Linked DNA regions of Mus musculus: regions 1 and 3 are each linked to region 2. The links are chromatin loops, found by intact Hi-C in ENCODE. Cell type or tissue: left cerebral cortex. All regions are shown on one strand. Links, peaks and the distances in the headings refer to the core of each region. The heading gives the core; the rest is flanking DNA.

Region 1 (5,171 bases), core at 414-4,413, 210 kb before region 2:
AAAATATGGTGTTAGAAAATGCACCACAAATACTCTAATCGAAATCAGAGTCAGAGACTTGAGTTGGCTTTGGAGTGAACAGGGGTTTGTTGTAAGGACACAAGACTATCTCAGAACCCCCAAGACAACAATCCAACAGGATCTCTGAGTCCACAGAGTGACAGTATATTGCTTTTGCTCTGTGGCTTCTCATGCATGGCTTCCCTACTTCCCACATAAGTATTCGCAGCAACTCGGTGGGGGAAGGGAGGGGAGAGGATGATGTCCTCAGTTGTCAGGTCTAGTGACCACTTGAGACAATGGTGGCTGACCTCTCCAGAGTTCCAGGGCAAGGAACTGGACAACATGGCTCAGTGGTGAAACACACTTGCTGCTCTTGCAGAGGACCCAGATCCGGTTCCCAGCACCCACCTCAGGCTGTCCACAACTACCTGTAACTCCAGCTCCAGGGAGCCAACACTCTCTCCTGGCCTTCATAGGTACCTTGCACTTATGTGGTACACATATATGCACTCAAGTATATACATATAGACATAAAATAGTAAACGAATAAATCTTTGCTGGATGGGATAGGATATATGCCTTTGATCCTGGTACTTGCAACTCAGAGGGAGGGGGAACTCCATGAGGCCAGCCTGGTTAACAGAAAGTTCCAGCCAGAGGGATATAGTGCTAATCTATCTCAAAGAAAAGACAATTCTGGGGCTGGAGAGATGGCTCAGTGGTTAAGAGCACTGACTGCTCTTCTAAAGGTCCTGAGTTCAAATCCCAGCAACTACATGGTGGCTCACAACCATCTGTAATAAGATCTGATGCCCTCTTCTGGTGTGTCTGAAGAGAGCTACGGTGTGCTTATATATAACAATAAATAAATCTTTGGGCCAGAGTGAGCGGGGCTGGAGAAAGCAGAGGTCCTGAGTTTAGTTCCCAGCAACCACATCCCGGCTCACAACCAACTGTACAGCTATAGTGTACTCATAAACATAAAATAAATAAACAAATCTTTAAACAAAAAAGAAGAAAAGAAAAGACAAAATTCCAAGGCAAGAATCCTAAGTGGCTTTGGGTCAAGCATTCACCATTGATCCAACCCTTTATGATCAATTAGTTGTGGCGTCATAGAAGATGGTGGCAGGAGCCTATTCCTAGGGAGAAGGAGTTGGAGCTAGCCATCAAAAGGGTTATTTTGAACTTGAGACGAACCTTCTTAAGGTAATTTCCACACAGTCCTTATTCTATCTGGTTCCCCCCAGTCACCCTCCCTGAGTCAAAAAAGCACGGTTTTTAGGTACAAATCTGTCGGAAGTACTTGTCACTGTGCCCCACCCCAACTATGTCCTTATCCCAATATTAACCATGTGAACAGTTCCTCAACTGGCAAAGGATTATCTAGCCATCTCCAGTATGGAAAACCAGACCATTCCTTGCACCAGTCCCATGTGTGACTCATACTATCAGACCCATACCTAAGTATCAAGGTCAGGGAAAGAGCACTTAGATTTGAAATCAGATGTGCCCAGAGGCGATCAAGGAGACTCTGGCTTCATGAAGCATGGCCCCATCACATGTCTCTCATTTTACAGTTCTCCCATTTTAAAAAAATGGAAAACTACAGGCACTGAACTCGGGTCCCAAAGCACACAGCTAAGGAACACCTGGCACCATGAATAAATTGCAAATGTCTCTGTTTCCTAAAGAAAGGAAACTTCCACTTAGATGGCGTACTCTCGTGTGCTGACTGCTTCGCTAAAGACCAGCAGTTCCCATCACAATTCGTGCAAGAGCCCAAGGGAAGAGATGGAATTGGTTTCTCAACCCATTGACAGTCTCCAGCAAGTCTGCAGTGTTTACTATTTAAAATTAAACATCTGTTAGAAAGTTCTGTTATTTTATGATTTCTTTTTATAACAACTCCAAAGTCACGTTTAATTTTGCTCTCTCCCCATCAGCATTGCAAGTCACTTGACTTTTGGCCCTGATGGTTGCAGAAAAGCCTTGGGTTCCCAAAGGAAGAAGATGAGACAGATGTCCCACTTGGATTATTCGTGGTCACTTCTACCCCCTGCTTTATAAAACTCCTCCCAGGAGGCAAAACAAACTAGTTTTGACATTTCCTTTTCCTTCCAAATGTCTGCAGCAGTTGAGCGTGACTGTGGGTTTATAGTGCCTCCAAAGATTAAAAACAATCCCACTTAAAATGTTCAAATCAAATCCACAAGCCGCCTAATGAGCTGTGAATGTAAATGTAAATGCTTTACTAAGTGAGCACCCATAAGAGAATTATGCACCCTAAGTAATTACATGCAGATGCTGACTCTCTGGAGTTCAGTTTGGGACATTTCTCAGCCACCGGGGTGTCTCCTCTTTAGCCTTCGGTGTCAGCTCCCCTGTTGGAAACCAGCACTTCTTTCCCCAGCCAGAGTATGACTTGCAGTTCGCTCACGGTGTGAACAAACCTTCACACTTCCAGTTCCCAAGAGGCCTCTTTAACATCTCCCCATATAGAACGCTCACATGGGGGAAAGAAGGCAGTCTGCTCGGGTGGAAGCTAACTTTGTAGCACAGTCTCACAGAAATGGACAGAACTGAAGAATAGCTGTCAGGGTTGTTGGGGTCTAAGGTGTGATCTCTATTCCCACAGGTCCTTGCTAGCATCCTCTCAGCTCAGTGTGCCAACAGGCACAAATCTGCCATGTCTGTTTAAACTTCCATAAACACTCCTGCTTCTACATTGTACATCCTAGGCACATCTGTCCCTGTCCAGTCTTTTAACTCTAATAAAGCAGATAATTCGTTTCTTTGTCCACACAATTCCCACTCTTTCAGTCCATCCATGGGCTACACTAAGGGCAAGATGAAAGGGTATCTACTCATTCCATGGGACAGATGAATCTGTACCTGCTACTAAAGATAGCCACCTTTAGACCCTTTTACGGACCAGACCAGAAAGGATATTGGTGTGCCTTATTCTGGCATCTTCCTCTTCTCATGAGCTTAGTTAACTCTTGGCTACAAGTACAGAAGGCATTTTTTTAGCTCCTAAGTATGTTCCCTTCCAGTGAGAATCCCAAGCCCTGTCCATTGACTGTAAGTTTTCCTCACCAACCTCTTTAAAAGTTCAAGTTAGAATGTTCATTGTACCAAACCACCCATGTATGCATGTGCCGCTCAATCCAAATGAGAAAGCTTTGTATCCAAAGCTGTGGAAACCTAGTAATTATTTCTCTCAGGACATGTATGGATACATATTTATACACAGAGACATAAACAACACATACATACACTCAGACATACAAACACATACCCCATAACACACACATAAATGCAGACATACAAATACATATCCATAACATTCATATGTTACACACAAAGACTCATAAATATAGCATGCATGCATAATACACACAAACACACATGTACATACAATACACAGTATAACAGACAAAAAACAACACACATACAAAATACACATACACAGATATTTATACAACACACATATGAAGTACTCATGCACATAGAAAGTTATACATACAACAAATATGAAGCACACATGCACATAGTTACACATACAACACACATATGAATCACACATGCACACAGAGTTATACATACAACACATGTATAACATGTACATGTACACAGACATACAGACAAAATGCATTCCAAATATGCATGCACACTACATGTACTAACACAGACAATGCATATGCTCAACACAGAGAGACATATATATAATATACAAACATAACACACATGCAGAGATTCAACACATTTACTATATACAGACATACATGCAATGCACATTTAAATAGATGCATACAAATAACATAATACACAGCATATACAGAACACATGCATGCATATAACATGCATGTACTACAGACATACATACCACATACATACATACACACAACACACACATACACAGAGAGATAGACTTATATGAGCAAGCTCCTGGCTTGTGGCCTCCTCCCACCAGAATTACCATGATGATCATCATGGGAAATTCCCATCATGCCTCACTATCAACTCATTTTCCCAGGGAACTGAGATATTGCTATGCTTCCTCCCTAGAGAAAGAGAAAGATTATCAGTGAACCTCCGAACTCTCTGAAAAGCAAGCTCACTCTAGAGACTCAAAAATTCCAGTTCAGTGTCTTAAAATAGCTCTATCTTTAAAAACTGCTTTGATTGTTGACATAGGGCTGACATAAACCCACTCAAGATCCCCAGGACTTCCCTTCAGTGGTACTGCAAATGAAATCCAGGTCCTTAAGCTCGGAGCGTGCAACTGGCTTCAGGGCTCCCTTCTTCAAAGCCAGCATGAATTCCCTAGCCCTGTGACCAACCTATGCTCTCTCTCTTTCTCTCTCTAACTCCTACCCCATTGAATACAACCTGCCTCTGGATCTACACCTTAGTTTACACCCTCACTGCAGTGCACCACCCCATTCCAAGTCTACCTTTGCTAGTTCAACAATTCAAGTCTGTCTTCTTTCTGGAGCTTCTCGAACCATGCCAATCCATGCTGGTTATCCTACTTTTTCTTATTGGATGTTTTCTTATTTACATTTCAAATGTTATCCACTTTCCCTGGTTCCTCCCCTAGCCTCCAAAACCCTTATCCCATCCCCCGTCCCCTTGCTTCTATGAGGGTGCTCCCCCACCCACCCCCTAACTCCTGCCTCCCCACCATCAAATTCCCCTACACTGGGGCATCCCCAACAAAGCCATCCTCTGCTACATATGTGACTGGAGCCATGGGTCCCTCCATGTGTACTCCTTGGTTGGTGGTTTAGTCTCTGGAAGCTCTTGGGAGTCTGGTTAGTTGATATTGTTGTTCTTCCTACAGGGTTGCAAACCCCTTCAGCTCCTTCAGTCCTTTCTCTAACTCCTCCATTGGGGACCCTATGCTCAGTCCAATGGTTGACTGCAAGTATCCACCTTTGTATTTGTCAGGCTCTGGCAGAGCCTCTCAGGAGACAGCTATATCAGGCTCCTATCAGCACGCACTTCTTGGCATCCACAATAGTGTCTGGGTTTGGTAACTATATATGGGATCCAGGTGGGGCAGTCTTTGGGTGGCCTTTCCTTCAGCCTCTGCTCCACACTTTGTATCCATATCTGCTCCTGTGAGTGTTTTGTTCTCCTTTCTAAGAAAGACTGAATCA
Region 2 (5,171 bases), core at 379-4,378:
CTTCTTAAACATATGTCCAAGAAAAGTGTTTTGTTTGGGCTTTGTCTGGTTTGGTTTTAGAAATAGAATCTAATCGTGCAACCCTGGCTGGCCTCATGCTAGCAATCCCCCCTGTGGGTTGAGCATGCACCCCTGACCCCATTCTCCCTGCTATCAGTCCCTGTTACATTGCTGTCCCCCACACATTGGTTCTGAACTGTCTTCAGGGGACACAAGCGTCTCACTGCTTGCTCAGCTGTATGTCCTTAGCACATCTGTTCACAGTCTCACTCTGTTCTGTTCATACCAGGACACACCTTCACCTCATTGGCTTATTATTCACTTTTGACTTTTAACTGTATTAGTTTGTTTGTTTATTTTAGAAGGGGGTTATCCACACGCCACAACATATATGTGGAGGTCAGAGGACAACTTTTGGAAGTCCATTCCTGCCCTCTACCATGTGGGCCTTCAGGCCTAGCAGCGACCATCTTTAGCCTCCAAGCCCAGCTTATTATTTATTCTGCCACAGAGCAGTGCCTTCTACACAATGTTCCAACACAAAGCAGCTCAACAGAGTTAAGGGTTCTAATGAGCTTGCAGTAATGGTACCACCACTGCCTCCAACAGCCTTCCCTTCCTCTCCTCACCAGTCCATGGAGTTCTTAAACTAATTACATCATCCTTACAAAATCCAACAGACTGGGCCTCCCGGAGATGACAAACAGAGCCTCCAACACACAAACCAACAGCATTTCTCGACTTACTCATTTTTGAATTTCCTATAGAGGATCTCTTTGCATGCATGTGGTCCCCCTGCAGGAGACATAGTCTGATCCCCAATTTACAGATTAAACAAACTGAAGTTTGGATCGCATACGCAACACAGCCAAATACACATGTTGAATAAATCGCTGTATGAGTTAAAGACAGATGGGAGAGGGGGTGGGTAGATAGATAGATAGATCGATAGATAGATTATAAATTGGTAGGAGGTAGATGATAAATGGAGAGATGATAGATAGATAGATAGATAGATAGATAGATAGATAGATAGATAGATAGATAGATAGATAGGTAGATAGAGACAGGCAGACTCGAGTCAGCTATGAAATAGTAACAACAAAAGAATCACATCTGAGAACTAAGAATCCAAAGGTTACTCTGTCCTTAGGCTAGTGCCTCGGAGCCCTGGTTGTCTTGCAATGGCTATCTTCTACTGGGGCAGGCCCAACAATGGGTAGTTGGACAGTCCACAAGGCTGGGTACCTCAGCATCCCAATCTGGCTCCCGAAGACAGAAGCTCCCTAGAGAACCATGATAGAAACTTGGAAATGCTGGTTCTACTATCAGAGCAGGAATCTACAGCTCAGGGGCAAGAGGGAGCCCAAGCGAGTGGAAGGGGAGAAACCCTGCGCCCACCAAGCCCTTTTCATCTAGAGAAGATCCCGCCCGCAGTCATGGTGAGTCTTCCTGCATCAATTTACCACAATAAGGACAATCCTTTGGGTTAGGCTTCCTCCCCCGTGGATTCTATTTGTGCCAAGAGTACATTAAAACCAACCACACCAACATCTCCACCGAGGTCAGCCTGGATTTCTGCTTCTACCCTCGACTTTTCTTCCTACGTGAGAGGAATGAAGCCACTACAACGCCATCATGGAACAAGTATCTACTTACTGGGTAATGGTGAAATTATTATGGTATAGTTCACTGGACCATAACTGTACCGGGCTCTAGGCATTGGCTGGAGCAGAACCTACCCTGTCTTCCTGAGGTTGACTGTCAGGCAAATGGCAGATGCATTCATTAAATGTAAGATCCAATAATCACTCTACTATTACACTGCAAAAGTGCTATGAAGGAAACAAGTTCCCTGCCGTGAGCCAAGTGTGAGTCCCAGGGCTGGCTTAGTCTCAGGGAAGGAACTATGGAGTCAGAAGCAGTGGGAGGCGCCTTGCCGGTCTGCCAGGGTCTCGGAACCGCAAAGGGCAAGCATACTTCTGGCCCACCACTCTGCATTACTGGCCCTTCTCTTCTCCCCTAATTGGCGCCTTGAAGGTGTCTCCTGCGTTTTCCCTTCACGCCCAGTGCCTGGCTATATGTTCAGCTTACCCTGGCACTGCAGCACCACAGCCACGCAGAAAAAGTCCCACGTAAAGCGACACCATTCAGAGAGAAGAATTGGCCCAAGTGATTAGGGCACGTGTTGGGTTCTATTTGGCGGGTCTGAGTCCCGAAGATTTAGAGACTATTATTTCCTGAGGAAGAGGAGGCTGGTGGAGGGGATGAACAAGCTATTATGCTGACACCAAAATTAAGGCAATGTTCTGACACTGTTCTGAACTGAGCAGCAAGCTGGGTTCCTGCCGCCCATGAGCCTTGCCTTTGCTACCATCTGCTGGTCACTATGGGAAATGCGCTATAACTCACCCAGACCTCTCTTTTTTTTTTTTTTTTTTTTTTTTTTTTTTCCATTTTTTATTAGGTATGTAACTCATTTACATTTCCAATGCTATACCAAAAGTCCCCCATATCCACCCACTCCCACTCCCCTGCCCACCCACTCCCCCTTTTTGGCCCTGGTGTTCCCCTGTACTGGGGCATATAAAGTTTGCAAGTCCAATGGGCCTCTCTTTCCAGTGATGGCCGACTAGGCCATCTTTTGATATATATGCAGCTAGAGTCAAGAGCTCCGGGGTACTGGTTAGTTCATAATGTTGTTCCACCTATAGGGTTGCAGATCCCTTTAGCTCCTTGGCTACGTTCTCTAGCTCCTCCATTGGGAGCCCTATGATCCATCCATTAGCTGACTGTGAGCATCCACTTCTGTGTTTGCTAGGCCCCGGCATAGTCTCACAAGAGACAGCTACATCTGGGTCCTTTCAATAAAATCTTGCTAGTGTATGCAATGGTGTCAGCATTTGGATGCTGATTATGGGGTGGATCCCTGGATATGGCAGTCTCTACATGGTCCATCCTTTCATCTCAGCTCCAAACTTTGTCTCTGTGACTCCTTCCATGGGTGTTTTGTTCCCAAATCTAAGGAGGGGCATAGTGTCCACACTTCAGTCTTCATTCTTCTTGAGTTTCATGTGTTTAGCAAATTATATCTTATATCTTGGGTATCCTAGGTTTGGGGCTAATATCCACTTATCAGTGAGTACATATTGTGTGAGTTTCTTTGTGAATGTGTTACCTCACTCAGGATGATGCCCTCCAGGTCCATCCATTTGGCTAGGAATTTCATAAATTCATTCTTTTTAATAGCTGAGTAGTACTCCATTGTGTAGATGTACCACATTTTCTGTATCCATTCCTCTGTTGAGGGGCATCTAGGTTCTTTCCAGCTTCTGGCTATTATAAATAAGGCTGCTATGAACATAGTGGAGCATGTGTCCTTCTTACCAGTTGGGGCATCTTCTGGATATATGCCCAGGAGAGGTATTGCTGGATCCTCCGGTAGTACTATGTCCAGTTTTCTGAGGAACCGCCAGACTGATTTCCAGAGTGGTTGTACAAGCCTGCACTCCCACCAACAATGGAGGAGTGTTCCTCTTTCTCCACATCCACGCCAGCATCTGCTGTCACCTGAATTTTTCATCTTAGCCATTCTGACTGGTGTGAGGTGGAATCTCAGGGTTGTTTTGATTTGCATTTCCCTGATGATTAAGGATGTTGAACATTTTTTCAAGTGCTTCTCTGCCATTCGGTATTCCTCAGGTGAGAATTCTTTGTTCAGTTCTGAGCCCCATTTTTTAATGGGGTTATTTGATTTTCTGAAGTCCACTTTCTTGAGTTCTTTATATATGTTGGATATTAGTCCCTGTCTTAGTCAGGGTTTCTATTCCTGCACAAACCTCAGGACCAAGAAACTGAGGTGCTGGCTGAAGGAGAAGGAAATACAGAATGGGTAGTAGAGGAAGGTAGTTATAAATACCAATTAAGGCCACGTAACCAGTTGCAGAAACGAGGATTATAAAGTAATATGAATGCCCATTGTAAATTTACTAATGCGTTTGCGATTGTACGAGGGATAGTTATATCATGTTAGGCGTATTTACAACCTTGTTATTGTTTCATGTGAACATGAGATATTATTTGTGTCAAGTTGACAAGGGGTGGATTGTAGTGGCTATTCCTGGTTGTCAACTTGACAATATTTGGAATGAACTACAATCCGGAATTGGAAGGCTCACCAGTGACCCTTATCTGGAGGCTTGGAGATCCTTATCTGGATCTTGGTTTGAAGATCTTGAGCCACAGTGGCTATGGATTCCAGAAGATTGAATCTCCGAGTTTAAGGAACACACCTTTAATCTGGGCTACACCTTTCATCTGGGATTAAAGGTGTGGCGGAACACACCTTTAATCTGGGCTACACCTTCTGCTGGAGACAATATAAGGACATTGGAAGAAGGGAGTCTAGCTCTTGCTCTTGCTCCTTCGCCTGCTTGCCGTGTGAGACTGAGTAACTGCTAGATCCTTGGATTTCCATTCACAGCTGCGACTGAACAATTGTAAGGAATTGGGCTGCCGACTGTAAGTTATCAATAAATTCCTTTACTAACTAGAGACTATCCGTAAGTTCTGTGACTCTAGAGAACCCTGACTAATACAGTCCCCTATCTGATTTAGGATAGGTAAAGATCCTTTCCCAATCTGTTGGTGGTCTTTTTGTCTTATTGACGGTGTCTTTTGCCTTGCAGAAACTTTGGAGTTTCATTAGGTCCCATTTGTCAATTCTCGATCTTACAGCACAAGCCATTGCTGTTCTGTTCAGGAATTTTTCCCCTGTGCCCATATCTTCAAGGCTTTTCCCCACTTTCTCCTCTATAAGTTTCAGTGTCTCTGGTTTTATGTGAAGTTCCTTGATCCACTTAGATTTGACCTTAGTACAAGGAGATAAGTATGGATCGATTCGCATTCTTCTACACGATAACAACCAGTTGTGCCAGCACCAATTGTTGAAAATGCTGTCTTTCTTCCACTGGATGGTTTTAGCTCCCTTGTCGAAGATCAAGTGACCATAGGTGTGTGGGTTCATTTCTGGGTCTTCAATTCTATTCCATTGGTCTACTTGTCTGTCAGTATACCAGTACCATGCAGTTTTTATCACAATTGCTCTGTAGTAAAGCTTTAGGTCTGGCATGGTGATCCCGCCAGAAGTTCTTTTATCCTTGAGAAGACTT
Region 3 (5,171 bases), core at 414-4,413, 1.0 Mb before region 2:
AGCATTTTTGAAAGGAGAGATAAGTCTACAACAGTATATTAAGCAAAGATCCTTAGTTATAACAGAAATTTCAAAATTAATATAAAGGAATCCCAGACAGATTGGCTTTCCAACACTTCTTATCTTCATATGAAACTATTTTAAAATAAAAACCAGAGCCAGAGTCAGTTTTCAAATACCTCTAGAGTATTTGTTTTGCTCAATGTATTATTTGAGAGTTTAAGCACAACTCTCCATAACAAGTAACGCAATAAAAATAGCTCAAACGTTTAACCACTAAGAAACTTAAAGGAGAAAATGTATATGGGTCACAAATTAGAAGATAAAAGGATATTTGACATTTTGTCACTAGAAAAATGGGATTTAAAGCCACAGTGAAAGCCTACAAATTTGTATAAAGCCTTCTAAAATGAAGCAATTGATCATATGGAGTGCTACACAACTGTAAGGGAGCTATGAATCTGAAGGAAATATAAATATCATTCAGCAGTAGGCACTAGCTTATCACCCCAAGGCCAATTCTGTCAGAGAAGCAGGTAGACTACCTGAAGATCTTCACCTCTCCTTCTGCTCCTCCTGTCCCAATCCACCTAGTCTTATCTCCAGATAGCAGAAAACTTGCTGTGGTCTCCATTTTCGCCGAACCCACACCCAAGGGGTCACAAAGAAATCCTCCCCTGACCTTCCCATCCAGAACACATCTCATTATTCCAGCTGACAACACCAGCAGGCATTCCCAGGGGACATAAAAGTTAAGCAGACCAGAGAAACAGATAACCTAATGAAAGACCTTTACCACTCCCCACTCCCCACTCCCCTCCAAATATAATCCCCAAGTCTCTTTCCTAATTCTGCAACAGAACAACTGTTCTAACCCTCCTTCTATCCCACCTCCACCCATATCTCATGTGGATCCCACACACTTTCCATTCATTGATTCATTCCAGATCTGTTCCCCTGATACAATCCTTCAATCTCTACCCCTGCTGTTACTGAATACCTGCTGCAGTCTTCCTAGCACCCCCACCCCCTACCCCTGCACCCTATCTCCTATGAATTTCACAGATCTTCTTCTAACATCCCTGCCCCCACTGATTGTTTTATCCCAGCCCTGAACTCCAGTAGGCAATCCCTGCTAATTAACAAGGACTCCTACCAGGGAACCAGGTAAACTGACTGCAGACTATACCTCTGTTCCCCTAACCCAGTCCCCCAGTCTCATCCCCAATGCTACAGCAGACCTTACAGAGTGATCTCTTTTCACTCTCTACCCCATTCCAAAGAGACCAAACAAGCAGATCCTGGTTGGACAATCTATTTCCTCCACCCTGTGAAACCCTTTAGACCTCTAGCATATCACTCTTCCTAAGTGACAGCTCCTGATACCCAGAAATATGGTTTCCTTGAAGATTCCAGCAGTCAAACCTATCAGGTCCACAGAAAATGTCCTACCAGACAAAGGACAGTCATTGCACTGTCCTAAAATCCAGAAAGGCAACAGAAACTAGGGAATAAAACACTCACACAACAAAGACAAAACTAGAACCAGCATCTAAACCTATAATCATCAGCATCCCAGATCCCTAGATACCACCATAAAAACACAATCAAAAACATCCAGGGCAGGATGTCTTCACTAGAGCTCAGCAACCCTGCCACAGCAAGCCTTGAATATTCCAATACTACTGAGGTGTGTTGTGGGGGCCAGGGGTATGGAAGATAAATGGGGTCCTTAAAGAGGAAATTAATAAATCCTTTAACAAGCAATGGAAGAAAACTAATAAAACTGGTCAAGACCTGGAAAGGAAAATAGAATCAAACTAAGGGGATTCTGCAAATGAAAACTTGGGAAATTGGAACAGGAACTACACAGGCAAGTTTCAACAACAGAATGAAAAAGATGAGAGACAGATCTCAAGCACTGAAGATAGACAGACAACATGGGTACAACAAAGAAAATGGTAAATGTAAAAATTTCCTGACCCACTCTCCCTCAAAAAAATTAAAAATAAAAGAAATAATTTTTAAAAATCACATCCAGGAAATTTAGAACACTATGAAAAGATCAAGTCCAAGATTCATAGAAATAGAGGAAGAACAAAAAACCAGCTCAAAGACCCAGAAAATGTTTTCAACAGAAGCATAGAAAAAAAAAAAAAATTCCCTAACCTAAAGAGGGAAGTGCCTATACAAAGGTATAAGAAACACTCAAAATACCAAATAGATTGAACCAGAAAAAAAAGTCCCTTTAGCACATAATAATCAAAATGATAAATACACAGAATATAGAAAGAATATTAAACACTGCAAGAGAAAAAGCCCAAGTGTTAGCATTCCTTCTGGGCTCTGCCTAACAGTTGCCTGGCAATATCCAGGTAGGGCTGGCTTCCTAAAAAGAGGAAGTTTTCCCCCGCACCCCCCCCCCATCTCTATTCCCTTCAAAACTTCCCTTCCCATGTCCCTAAATCAACTCTATTCTATACTACATCCATCTTATGGCTGGTACCTCAGGGGGAAGGGATCCCTTTTCATGGGCCAGTCAAGGCACTCCTCCCACCTCCCCATACTCTACTCTACAAAACATAACCTGGCTTTCCTCTTTTTTAATAAAATGCAACACCAAGTAACATATAAAGCAGGCCTCTCAGAATTATACTTGACTCCTCAAGGAAACTTAAAAAGCCAGAAGGGCCTGGACAGACATGCTGCAGACTCTAAGAGACCACAGATGCCAGCTCAAACTGCTATACTCTCAAAATTTTCAATCACAATAGATAGAGATGATAAGATATATTATGATAAAGCCAGATTCAAACAATATTTCTTTAGAAATACACACCACCAGAGGGTGTCCTATATTCAATAGAAAACTAATATCCAAGATATATGAAGAACTCAAGAAATTAGACATAAAAATAATCCAATTTATACATGTAGTACAGATCTAAATAGAGAATTCTCAAAAGAGGAAACACAAATGGCTCACAAACCCTTAAAGAAATAATCAAGTCCTTAGCCATCAGGGAGATGCTAATCAAAACTACTTTGAGATTCCATCTTACATACTGGCTAGGATGTGAAATAAGGGAAAAACTCAGATGCAACCACTCTAGATGGCAGTGTGAACCTTGAAAAGCAAAGTCTAAATATGAGGCAAACTAAAATTGAATGTAATAACCAACTTTATTCAGTGCATCAGACAATTTATATCCTGAGGGTTAGACAAGGTCATATGAATTTAGGCGATATACTCTTATGAGGATAATCCTTGTCAGAAACATTTTTGAATAACAAAAGTAAGATGAAGCAAAATATATTGAGTAACAAAAGTAAGATGAAGCACAAAGGCACATTCCAAGAACTACCCACATTATGGCAGAACAAAGGGTACAACACTCTTGTGTTGTTTACTTGGAGTTTCTTACAAGCTCTCAGAAATCTCCCACAGCTTCATTTATGGACTGTGTCCCAACATTCATCTGTTGTTGGTGGGAGTGGAAACCTGTATAGCCACTCAAGAAATCAATGTGGTGGTTCCTCAGGAGGATGTGAATCAACCTACCTTGAGCTACAGCCATACTGTTCTTTGGGCATATACTCAAAGGATACTTCATCTCACCACAAGGGCACCTGTTCAACCAAGGTCATTGCTGTTCTATTCAGAGTAGCCAGATTTGGAAACAACCTAGATGTCCCTCAATAGAAAACTAGATAAAGAATATGTGGTATAGTTATATTATACTGTTTTTTAAAATGGCACTATGAATTATGTAGGCAAATGAATGGCACTAGAAGAAATCATCTGAGTGAGATAACAGGACAGAAGGTAAATATGGTATATAATCACATATGTGGATATTAGCCACTAAGTAAATCACAATAAAATAATAATCTGGAAACCTAAAGAAGTTAACTATAGAAAAATTCATGTATCTCCTTGGGAAGAAGAGATAATAGAAAGCATTTTATGGGCGAACTGGGAGCAGGAGATAGGAATGGGAGGATAAAGTGGGAGGATTGGGAAATGAGATGGGATTGAGAGAGAGAATACAGAGTAAAAGAGTTAAATTGAGCGACATTTAAGGATAGCATGGAAACTTAGTGCTCTGGAAACCTTCTAAATATATATAAAGGCAATTTTTAAATTAATTTTTATTGAAATTTAATTAAATTATAATTAAAATTAAAAATTAATTTTACTTAATTAGAACTCAAATATTGCCTCCTGCTGGTTCCCTCACAGAATTATTCCCCTTATCCCTCCTCCTCTTGCTTCTACAAAACTGCTCTCCTCCTTGTCCCCCTCCCTGGGACATTGAGTCTCCACAGGATTAGTACATCCTCTGGGGCCAGACAGTCCTCTGCTGCATAGGTGCTGGGGGCCTCAGATCAGCCTATGTATGCTCTATAAAGGCAATCTTTATTTTTCTTTTTATGTTCACAGATATTCTGTCTGCATGTATGACTGTGCACACCAGAAGCCAGAAAATAGCATTAGATCTCCTGGAACTGGAGTTAACACGCATGTACTGGGAACCAAACTCAGATCCTCTGGAAAAGCTGCTAGTGCTTTTACCATGAAGCTATCTCTAGAAACAGAAGGAACACTACCTAATTCATTCTATGAAGCCACAATTACTCTAATATCTAAATCACACAAGGACACAACCAAAAAAATAGAACTTTACACCAATCTCGCTTATGAATATCAATGCAAAAATACTCAATAAAATCCTTGCAAACTGAATCCAAGAACACATCAAAACCATCATTCACCACGATAAAATTAGGCTTCGTCCCAGGGATGCAAGATTGGTTCAATATACAAAGATCCGTTAACGTAATCTACTATATAAACAAACTCAAAAAAAATGTCACATGATCATCTCCTTAGATGCTATAAAAGCATTTGACAAAATACAACATTCCTTCATGTCAAAAGTACTGGATAAATCAGGATTTCAAGGCCCAGATCTAAACATAATAAAAGCAATTTACTGCAAGCCAACAGCCAATATCAAATTAAATGGAGAGATACTTGAAGCATTTCCACTAAAATCAGGAACAAAACAAGGATGCCCACTCTCCCCATATGTATTCAATATAGTACTTGAAGATCTAGCTCGAACAATAAGACAACAAAAAGAGATCAAGTGGATAGAATTGGCAAA

Evidence for each region. A loop is a pair of places that touch in the nucleus more often than their neighbours do. Peaks named below come from ENCODE experiments on the same cell type or tissue, not always from the same donor. Only the 100,000 strongest peaks of a DNase experiment are listed, where the experiment ranks them.
Region 1: a loop joins it to region 2, with 3 times the contacts of the local background. A loop is called at or near these places in 2 of 42 quality-filtered maps.
Region 3: a loop joins it to region 2, with 3 times the contacts of the local background. A loop is called at or near these places in 2 of 42 quality-filtered maps.

What each region holds. Positions count from the first base shown.
Region 1 is chr10:66,591,209-66,596,379 of GRCm38, forward strand. No RefSeq gene overlaps it. Among named protein-coding and RNA genes, the nearest start is that of Gm40677, 81 kb to the left of the region's middle. In left cerebral cortex, for the core only: no CTCF peak of the experiment used is centred there; DNase peaks (open chromatin) are centred at 2,219 and 2,414.
Region 2 is chr10:66,805,434-66,810,604 of GRCm38, forward strand. The region is part of intron 2 of Gm40678 (a long non-coding RNA gene); the gene reads right to left. Among named protein-coding and RNA genes, the nearest start is that of Gm40678, 22 kb to the right of the region's middle. In left cerebral cortex, for the core only: a CTCF peak has its summit at 2,365 (motif pointing left); a DNase peak (open chromatin) is centred at 2,352; H3K4me3 peaks cover 401 bases; H3K27ac peaks cover 264 bases.
Region 3 is chr10:65,790,266-65,795,436 of GRCm38, forward strand. No RefSeq gene overlaps it. Among named protein-coding and RNA genes, the nearest start is that of Gm30853, 120 kb to the right of the region's middle. In left cerebral cortex, for the core only: a CTCF peak has its summit at 2,849 (motif pointing right); a DNase peak (open chromatin) is centred at 3,077.